Regions from separate parts of the Mus musculus genome. Here region 1 is linked to region 2. Evidence: chromatin contacts called from ENCODE Hi-C or POLR2A ChIA-PET data. All regions are on one chromosome and are shown on one strand. Each heading gives the region's core, a stretch centred on a gene start or an enhancer-like site at or near the end of the contact. The rest is flanking DNA. Distances are from core to core; before and after follow the strand shown.

Region 1 (5,078 bases), core at 582-3,081, 38 kb before region 2:
GTTAGGGCCTCTATGGGGTCAGAAGATAATGAGTAGCCGGTGTGAGTCAGAAGACAGGCTCTCAAGAAGACTCAGGGGTCATGCCTCATAAACTTTTTTAGGAGGAAGGTTGTGTCCTAAGTCCACTGGGTTTCTATGGTTTATACTTGCTGTTAACCTTGTTCAGTGTAGGCCCCTCCAGCCACTATGAAACTTAAAGCTCAGCATGAGTGTTCTGGAGGGGAGTGTGGGAGGTGCTCCCCCATTGTTGCAGAGAGGGGCAAGGGTGTCCTTTGGGGTTCTGTCTCTCCTCTTGCCATATGTATGCAGGTCTTGCTAGAGTCTCAGCATATCCTACTTGGTGTCATGGGTCCTACTCTGACACTTAGGTATCAGGCTAAATTCAGCCCTGGGGTAGACCTTGGTATGGAAATGAATGTCAGGGCGTCATATAACAAACAGGGAGTGTGTTCTGTCACTCACACTTCAGTCAGGAAAGCCAGGTAATAGTCAGGCTGCCACCTGGTAGCACCAGCCTTAAATGAAAAAGACAAAGGAAGAAAGAAAAGCAGAGGTAAGGAGCTTTAGAAAGTATCCATCATAAAAATTACAGTCGGTCATAGCCACTGCAGTGCTTTGCCCCCGAGTCAGCAGCTGAGAGGCAACTTTCCCAGTGTCACAGTGCTTCTGTCACCTTTGGGTCCTCATCTTTCTGACTCTGTCCGTGTCACGTCTTTACCTTAAAGCCTTCAACAACTTCCCCCTGCCATAGGCAAGGACCTGAGTGATCTGAAACCTTATCGTGGGATGCCACCTGGGGAATAGTCCTGACCTACTTCCAGCCACTTCTCCTTGTCACCCTTCACACAGCTTGCTACAGGCAAGCAGCCTGTCATTCTCACCCAGACACTTGTCACCTCCCCCTTGTACTCTGTGCATAGGCCTTCTCCGGTGGCTTTTTCTGGATATGATTTAAGCCTTGACCTCATGAGCTCTGTGAAGCCCCTGAAGTAGAGGTGACCTCTCCTCCTTCTCTTGGTACAAGGGACAATTACCATTTTTGTGTCTCATTTTGGCCCTTGATCCTTAGTTCCTAGCCAGACTCACTTCCACATGTCTGACCGTGGATCTCCTCCGCAGTCCAGAATGGACTCTGCAGGGTTTGGAACATGGGGTTTCTTTCTTTGAGTCCTGCTCATTTATTGATACCCATACTCAGGACCCCTCTGCCCCCGGTTCTCTAGTTGGGCCCATTCCTGCTGGAAGCAAAGCCTCCTCTCCTAGCTTGGCCATATTATGACCCTTTTAAAACTGGCACAGTCCCTCCCCAGGGCCCTTCACCTGACGTTCCTGTGCGTTGCTGACTAGGGTATAGGCTGCCTGTGATAAAACCTTAGGGCAGTCTTCCTTTTTGGGGAAGATATAATATGCTTTAGCCCCATGTTGGCTCATAATCATAAAACTCTTTTGAGTCAAGACATGATAGGTGATTCAACCCGCTAATTGTAGTCCAAAAAGAGGAAGATTGCAAGTTTGAGACTAGCCTCACTACATAGTGTGCTCGGGGCTAGCCTGGGCTAGCAAGCCCCAAACCCAAAGCACAGTCTCTCGTGTTCCTTTGTATTTTGACTTGCATAGACCTCTAGTGAGGGCTGCTTTGTAGGCTGCGTAGGCAATCAGATCATGGTCACTGGCGGACTGGGATTAGGTGATGATAGAATGTCCTGATCGCCATGATGTGTACTTGGTGTACCATGAGGCTTGTTAGCTCATGTGAGAGAGGCAGCAGCTTGTTAGTAATAGCTGCCAAGCCCCCAGGAGCCTTTGTGACTCGTGATACCTCCAGGCAGACCTGGCTGGACAGGCTTTGGGAAAGAGAGAGTGCCAGCCTGTGCTAGGAGGTCAGATGGTGCTTTGTTTGGCTGTGACTTTGTTCTGTTTTTGTTTTGAAGATACTTTTTGAAAAACGTGTGTGTGTGTGTGTGTGTGTGTGTGTGTGTGTGTGTGTGTGTACACTTGTGTATACATGAATGTAGGTGCCAGTAGAGGCTAGAAGAGGGCATCCACTGGAGCTTGAGTTATGATGGGCAATTGTTGGCCTCCTAATGTGAGTACTGGGAACCAAACTCAGAGAGATGCTCTACAAATGCAACATGTGTTCCCCACCACTGAGCCGTCTCCAGCCCCTCCTCCGAGGACCATTTTAGGCTCTAAGATAGCAGTTCCTCCAGGAGGTCAGGATCAGTTATGGCAAAGCAGAGCCGTGAAGGTGGCTGCTTCTTGGCCCTTAGGACTTGACTTCTGTCTTGATTATCTTTATGTCACCTGTCTTCTATTTCCTCTTCCAGCTGTCAATGGATGTGTAGGGGGATGGAACTTTAGGAGGGAGAGGGCTCAGCGGTTGACCTTCCCTTGCCTTGGGGCATGACTGATACGGGGGTGGAGTGGGAGTGGTGGAAGTGTCTGCCAGTCCAGTCTGAGTGCCACCCTCTGCCCTGCTGTCTCCCTGTCTGACCACATCTGTGGTTTCTCCTGGGGAGTGTCGTAGCACTTACTGGTACTCAAGCGCTAATGAATAACCTCCAGACATTTACACAAAAAAGGGAGTGACAGTGTATTTGGACTTGGCTTTATTGGAAGAGTGGTCCAGTGAGTCCTGCCGCAGCCTGAGGCTTGCCGGTCCCTTTGCCCATATCTTCTGCGTGTGCCTTCTTTTCCCTTCTAGTGGGGACTTTTGCCTCTACTTGTCAGTCCTGTTTGTAGCAAAGCAAACTGAAGGAGGAGCGCCTTCCTATTCATGAGTGGCTTCTTACTTTTCACCTACCTTCTCTTCTGTCCTCTCTGCCTCCTCTAAAGAAAGAAAAGTCGACTTACCTACCGCTGCTATCCTAACTACTGCCGTCACCTTCGCCGCCACCGCTGCTGCCACTGCCACTCTGGTAATGTCCTCACATCTGACACAGTGCCAGGCCTCTCTGGCAGGGGGAAGCTGTGAATAAGCCCCTGTGACTGTCTTCCAGCTGTGGTGCCTCCCAGGCAAGCACAGGGCTGCTGTGGCCTTGCTGGGAAAACATCGAGATCAGTGGAAGCCAGCTCATGATGATGCAGAACCCGAGAGACTTCGCCGGCTTTAGATTAAACCCCGGTAGAGCTCACACTCATAGTGTATGTATATAAATGTTTATATCTTGTCTTTCTCCTCAGGTCATATCATTAGCATCTTCCCATGCTGTTTCATAGTCTCCATATCCATAACTTCAATGCTTTCATAGTAATTGGTCACTGAGTTCTACCACAATTAATCCTTTTCTTTATTAGAAGCCTAAATAAACAGTAGCAAACATCCTCAAGGCTCAGGTTTGCTGTGTTGGCTTCTTCTGCATTCAAGATTGTTTCCTCAGGCTAGATTTTCACACATAGGATTGTTATGTTAAGAAATACGTTGCACATCTTTATAATTAACCAGTATGTAGACAAATTGCTTTTTGAAAGAGAAGTCTCTGTTTTTAGCTTGTGTCTTACATGCTGCTCTCCCAGCCTGTGTTCTCAGAAGTAAATGTGCTCACCCTTGTGACTACTGTAGCTAACAGAATTGCCTCCCAAGAGTATGGGCCCTTGTTCTGAAGAGCCTGTGTCTTTTACTTAGTGGCGAAAAACTTAAAAGTCCCAGATTCAAGTTCTGTTGGGGACTGTGTCTAAGCCCAAAGCCACCAACTTATTATGCATAAAAACTAGAACCCAGCTGCTAGGAACTGAAAGAAGAGTAGATATTAACCTGCCACGGATTCTGCATCATCCCAGCTCCTGACCTCAGCTCTGAGCGCTCGCTCCTAGCTGTCTCACAACTCACTCAGCCGAGGTCTTAGCATCTTCGGAGGCACAGAAAGATACTTGGGGCATGGTCAGCAACTGCAATTGGCTACAGACCTGCCCCTGGATTTGAAGGTACTGTGAGTAGGAGTGGCTTTTTGATGAGGGTACGACAACCTAATCTCTCCCATCACAGATATTCTGATTCATAGAGAATCCTGGGAGCAACCTTGTTGTTGAGCTGCCTATTGCTGGTGTGTCCTCAGGCCATCTGGGTCTCAGGATCTGTCTGCTGATGACAGTGTAGGCCTGCGTCCCTGGAAGGCAGAATGGTTGGACAGAGGCTGTTGAGACTTGGACAGGGTGAAACATGACTTTCTTTAGCTGGTCCTCTGGCCTTGGTTGCAATCAAAGGAAGCCACTTTTGTCCTTCTTAGCTTCTCAGACTCAGGGTTTCCCTGGAGACTAGACGAGACTCTGGGACCTGTTCTGTCCCCCTCACCCAAAAGGCTCTCATGAGGACACATGCTTAGGGCCAGGTGGGCATGAGGAACTCTGGCTTGAATTCTTCCTTTAAGGAGGAATTAAAATTTTACCCACCATTCCTTCCTAGGCTTGCCTGTTTTATATGAACTGTTTTATACAACCGTTTTTCTAATTGAACTGGTCTCCCTGTCTTTTCCTAGACTGAGAGACAAATCCCTCTAGACATGCAAAACAGAGTGTAAGACTCCCTTTGGCCTAGAGGGCCCACCTCTACAGCTGTGTTGAATTCTTGTTTCTAAAGTGTTTCTTTTTCCTCATCGTTTTTTTACAGATCTCTTCCCACATGATGCCTCCTCCCCAGCCCAGTGTCTCTTCTCTCATCTGCATTCTCAGTCATTTAGAGGTTTTAGCAATTTGGGGGCTTTTCTTCTTTCTGCCTGTTTTTCCCCCTCAAATGAGGAAAGGCTAACTCTAAATCTTGTCTGCCAGTGTGCAATGTGAGAAGGCCACTTTTAAAACCTGGATCATGCTGGCCAAGGCGGTACATGCCTTCACTCCCAATAGTCAGTCTCTGATTTTTGAGGCCAGCCTAGTGTACACAGTGAGATCTTGTCTCAATACCAAAGCAGACAGAACCCCAAACCGACCCAAACCAAAGTAAAAAAAAAGAACAAAAAAGCTGAGTCGTGTTTTTACAGAGGAATGTGCCTCAGTGTGAAGTGTCTCCTCCCCAGACTTCGCACTGGGCATTCCCACCCTCTACCTCGCTCTCGAAAGGTCTCAGGTCTCGCACTTTCTTCTGC
Region 2 (5,060 bases), core at 2,141-4,640:
CAAACCCAACCGAAGCCAAGACAAATACCTCTCAGAGACTGAGATGGCTTGGAGCCGGTCCCTGTCAGGGCTGTTTACCTTTTGTTCACAGCTGGCCCCTGCCCTTCTCATTTCTTTTTATTTTTAGAGGCAGGAATCTTGAGGTTGATTAAAAGTCAGAGAAGGGCCGGGCATGGTGGCGCACGCCTTTAATCCCAGCACTTGGGAGGCAAAGGCAGGCAAATTTCTGAGTTCAAAGCCAGCCTGGTCTACAGAGTGAGTTCCAGGACAGTCAGGGCTACACAGAGAAACCCTGTCTCGAAGAAACAAACAAACAAAAAAGTCAGAGAAAATTAAGGCAGAACTGGAGTTAAAGGGCAGTTGTGAGTTGCGCTGTGGCTCCTGGGAGTCTAACTGAGGATCTTCAAAAGAACAGTCAGTGCTCTTAACCACTGAGCCACATCCCCAGACCAACGGGATTCTTCGCATACGTAGACATTTCAAATTGGAATGGTAAAAATCGCTGGGAATGGTGGTGCATGCTTTTAATTCCAGTGCAGAAGCAGGGGCATCTTTGAGTTCGAGGCCAGCCTGGTCAATAGATGAGTTCGAGGATAACCAGGATTACACTGAGAACTGTTTCATAAAAACAAACAAACAACAACAATAAAAACAAGCAAAAGTTATGAATCAGTGACCCACACTTAAGGCCTACAGTCTGTGGCCAAGTATGGCTTTTCTCCTCTCCCGTCTAAACATGTCATTTTCTACAGTTTCACAAACCAGGACTAGTTATAGACTGCATTGAAAATGAAAGGACACATCTCAACCCCCTTGGGAAACATTTTTTGACCCATGATTTCTGTTGTGGATTGCCCTGGTGCTGTTTGCATTTTGATGTCAATTCTGCTTCCTCAGGAGGGGCTGCCCTCTTGAGAGGTGGATCACGTACTCAGGTGATTTCATGTGAACCTTCTTCCCAGTTTAACTGGTCAAATAAAGGCTAGAGCCTGTGACTAGGCAGTGGAAGGGAAAGGTAGGGCTGGAGGTTTCAGAGAGGGGGAAGAGAAGAAGGAGAGAGTCAGACGAGGAGACAGAGGAAGATGGAGGAAGAGACGATGGGCAGAAGATGGAGCAGGACCATGGGGCCTGGAAAAGCCACAAGTAGCAAGAGATCTCATAGCTGAGGAATAGAGTAGTGTAGTGGTAGATCTGCCCAATCTAGGCGTGCAGCTTATAAATATTATAACTGAGTTGTGTGTTCTATGCTTATTGGGGTTGGAGATTTACTGTAACAGATGTCATCTCATCTGACTTCAGTCCTACCCGGGGCCTGTCAGGAAGTCCATACCCTATAATCCCACTTCCAGAACCTGGAGGTGAGGGCGTGGGGAGCTAACAGAGGAAAAGGTACAGGGACTTGCAGAATCTTGGTCATAGTGTCTCTTCACAGCAATAAAACAGTGGCTGACTGAGATAAGATGATCACTATCATAAGCAGTGGATCTCTCTGAAGAAAGGTCATTTTCTTAGCTGTCTATTGTAGCCCACATTGCTCCGCAGATATCTATCTATCCAAGAGAAAGGAGTCATTACACCCACCCATTTATTTCTACTCCTGTGTTTGGGTAGATATTTTTTAATTCTCCGGTTGTCTTCACTGAGCCAAACTGTAAGAAGTTAAATCCAGGGCTGGTGAGATGGCTCAGTGGTTAAGAGCACTGTCTGTTCTTCGAAGGTCCTGAGTTCAAATCCCAGCAACCACATGGTGGCTCACAACCATCTGTAACGAGATATGACTCCCTCTTCTGGTGTGTCTGAAGACAGCTACAGTGTACTTACATATAATAAATAAATAAATCTTTAAAAAAAAAAAAAGAAGTTAAATCTGCCTTACTTTCCTGAGCCTTGTCTTTCTGTAGTTATTGGGTTTGATAGCATGGAGGTGGTCAACGCCCTTGAAGACATGACAAGGCTCTGGAATACAGAGATGAGAGAGGTTCTACTGAGGCAGGACAGAGGGATTAGGGGCTGAAGTAAGAGGAACTAGCACTCAGGGGAACTAAAAGTTTGACTTCGAGTGAAAGCAAAATATTATCTTTATTTTCATGTATGAATATTTTGGCTGCACATATGTTTGTGCATCACATACATGTCTGGCTTAGTCCAAAAGAGGACATTTGACCCTCGGGGAACTAGAGTTACAGACAGTTATGAGCCACCATGTGGGTGCTGAGAACTGAATACCCGTCTTCTGCAACATCACTAAGTGCTCTTAACCCTGGATTCATCTCTCTAGCCACAAGAGACTTAACGTTTACCTCCACCCCACCCTTCTTGTTCTTGCCTCTCCTTCCTGACAGACTGCTTTTGGGAAGTAAGGCTGGTTTGTTGGGTTGAAAAATGATTGGGCTGGGAAAGGTGGAGGTTCTGGTTGTGCAAGAGTGTTCAGTCTAAGCCACTAGCTGTCTTGGTGTGCCTTGGGCTAGGGGGAGGCTGTTTCCTGTGACTGAGAGGCCCTGGGGCAGAACTTGAGCTGGAACATCAGTTCTAAATGGACAAAAGTGTCAGCAGACATCTTGCCCTGGTAAGCCAGGGCTGGGCTGTGTCAAACCCTTTATTTCTAACTTGAGAAAGGCTTCAGGTTTCTGGGGTTTTTGTTTTTTGATTTTTTTTTTTCTTGACAACTGCAAATGTGCCACGTGGACACCACAGTAGCCAGACTCAACAAGAAAAACAATCCCCGGGGGAAATCTTACTCACTTCAGTCACAGGACTGCGGCGAGTGACTCAAAGTTTATCTGTCATATGACTATACATGTCTCTACCTATGGGCTTCCTATCTAAATATATGCATTCGTCTGTGTCCCTGTGGGGGCCTCTCTGTGTTGTATGCTGGCAGAGAGAAGAGGGGACAGTCTGTACTTCAGGTTGTGGATTTATGAGCACCATCCCGTGTTGCGTGCCTGTATGGATCTGCATGTCTCTGAATTCTGTCTGCGAATCCCCCATGTGCTGGTTTCTGTATTTTTACACTTGTGCGGAATTGCCCCTCATTTCCATGACTTTCTCCAGTTAACGTTTCCCTTCATTTTAGATGCTCTGCTCAGGCTCAACTCCTGTCAGGATTAAGGTACCACCTTAGTCTCAGATTCCAATGTTTTAGAGTGACTACATGTCAGTTCTTTCAAACCCTGACTCTCATCGTCTTCCACCTCACTGAGACTTCTACCAAGTTACAGCCCAACAGGTCCCTGCTGGGCTCCCTTAATGTCTCAACTGCCTAAAACCTGTAGCCACTGCTGGGATTCCTCGAGGTAATGCAAGCTGCTTTTTCTTCCTTATTTACAGCAACTCCCTTTACCAAGCCACAACATCCTGCCCATCCCCCAGCTGCTGCTCTGGACCACCTCACAGATAGAGCCTTGAGGTTAAAGGGTGTGAACTTCCTCCATTTCCTGCCCTTCCCACCTCTAAATCTGCTTGGAGCCGCTGCACCCTTGCTATTCCGTTTTTTTTTGTCTTTCTTCACATCCAAGGCTAGATTCTAGACTGTGGTGCCATCTCTTCAGTCTCTACTGTCATGTGTCATTTAATAACCACTAAAGAAAATCTAGTCAGGTTGCTTTAAGTCATCGTCTGTCCCTGAGCCATACAGTGGGAAAAGAAATATCTGGTGAAATGTGGTTTCCATGAAAGGGTTAATTGTGATGAGGCAGAATTTAAAATGGAGGGGTATTTAAGGAGGACACTGACAAGGGAAAGATGCCCTTTACCCTACGGCCTTGTGTGGGCTCCTCGGTAGAAAGCCGGTAGAAAGCCGAGAACTTCAATTCAAGAGACAGTCAGGAGAGCTCGACTTCATGGAGACAATGCTCATTTTCTTGATGTATCTAAAAGTCTAAGAACAACAAATGAACTGTTTGCTTAGGGCCAGGTACCTGGGGCCTGTGGGTTTACAGATGATATTCTTCTGGTATCCCTAAGCCAGAACAATGCAGAAGTCAACTTACAATTCCCTCTGCAAAGGGAAGTCTTCAGGATAAGAAAAACAATCGAACCAGCTCTTTCTTTTCCTTTCTTTTCTTTTCTTTTCTTTTTTTTTTTTTTTTTTTTTTTTGTTTTAAAAGACTTCTTGGGGCTGGTGAGATGGCTCAGTGGGTAAGAGCACCCGACTGCTCTTCCGAAGGTCCGAAGTTCAAATCCCAGCAACCACATGGTGGCTCACAACCATCTGTAATGAGATCTGACTCCCTCTTCTGGAGTGTCTGAAGACAGCTCAGTGTACTTATAGACAATAAAAAAATAAATTAAAAAAAAAGATTTCTTTATGCTGGACATAATGGTGCATGCCTTTAATTCCAGCACGTGTGAGTGAGCCAGAGGCAGTCAGATTTCTTTGAGTTAAAGGCCAACATGGTCTACGTAGTGAGTTCCAAGACAGCCACAACTACATAGTGAGATCCTGTGTCAAAACAAAACAAAACCCAAACAAACAAGCAAACAAAAAGATTTATTTACTTTTATTTTCCACGTATGAGTGTTTTGGCTGCATGTATGTCTGTGCACCATGTTTGTGAATGGTGCCCATGGAGACTGGGCGAGGACTTTGGATCCTCTGACTATAGTTCCAGTTGGTTGTGAGCCACCATGTGAGTGCTGGGAATGAAACTCCTGAGATAGCAGCAGAGCCATCTCCAGCCCCAGTGTTTGGTTTTTTAGAGAGAGTGTCTCAGGCTAGCCTTGAACTTGCTGTAATCCTTCAATCTCAACCTCTCAAATTCTGGCATTATAACCTCGGACTACCGTGCTCTATTTGGCTCATACTTTTTTTTTTTTTTTTTTTTTAATTTTTATGTAGCCACAAAGCTTTGGAAGCATGGTAAGCCAGGGTACTGGTGTCATCCAGAGACTGTGTCAAATTTCTCTTTTAATGTCTTTGTCTTCGGCTGGCTCATTGGACCTAGCAGGAGCTCATGCAGACTGATTCTGTAATAGGCGATACAGCTCCTTGTGCACAGCAGGCAAGACACTCTGTTTCAAGTTTGTCTTATAGATGAGAGGTCTAAATGGGCTGCAGA

What was found. A loop is a pair of places that touch in the nucleus more often than their neighbours do. ChIA-PET counts read pairs that join two places held with the same protein, here RNA polymerase II (POLR2A).
Region 1: a loop to region 2 is called in a map of heart, with 1.9 times the contacts of the local background. The contact joins two enhancer-like sites. A Hi-C loop is called at or near these places in 8 of 37 maps with a recorded cell type or tissue (CH12.LX, Patski, T-helper 17 cell and 4 more). POLR2A ChIA-PET finds 5 or more read pairs at or near these places in 4 of 5 experiments (Patski and embryonic stem cell).

What each region holds. Positions count from the first base shown.
Region 1 is chr4:40,816,009-40,821,086 of GRCm38, reverse strand. All of the region lies in intron 2 of B4galt1 (UDP-Gal:betaGlcNAc beta 1,4- galactosyltransferase, polypeptide 1), which reads left to right. Among named protein-coding and RNA genes, the nearest start is that of Mir5123, 32 kb to the left of the region's middle. Within about 2 kb of position 1,831, at least 1 of the 3 ENCODE cell types and tissues checked has a DNase peak (open chromatin) inside an H3K27ac peak, as active enhancers do; it is heart, where a contact is called at or near this core.
Region 2 is chr4:40,779,686-40,784,745 of GRCm38, reverse strand. No RefSeq gene overlaps it. Among named protein-coding and RNA genes, the nearest start is that of Gm34213, 9.2 kb to the right of the region's middle. Within about 2 kb of position 3,390, at least 1 of the 3 ENCODE cell types and tissues checked has a DNase peak (open chromatin) inside an H3K27ac peak, as active enhancers do; it is heart, where a contact is called at or near this core.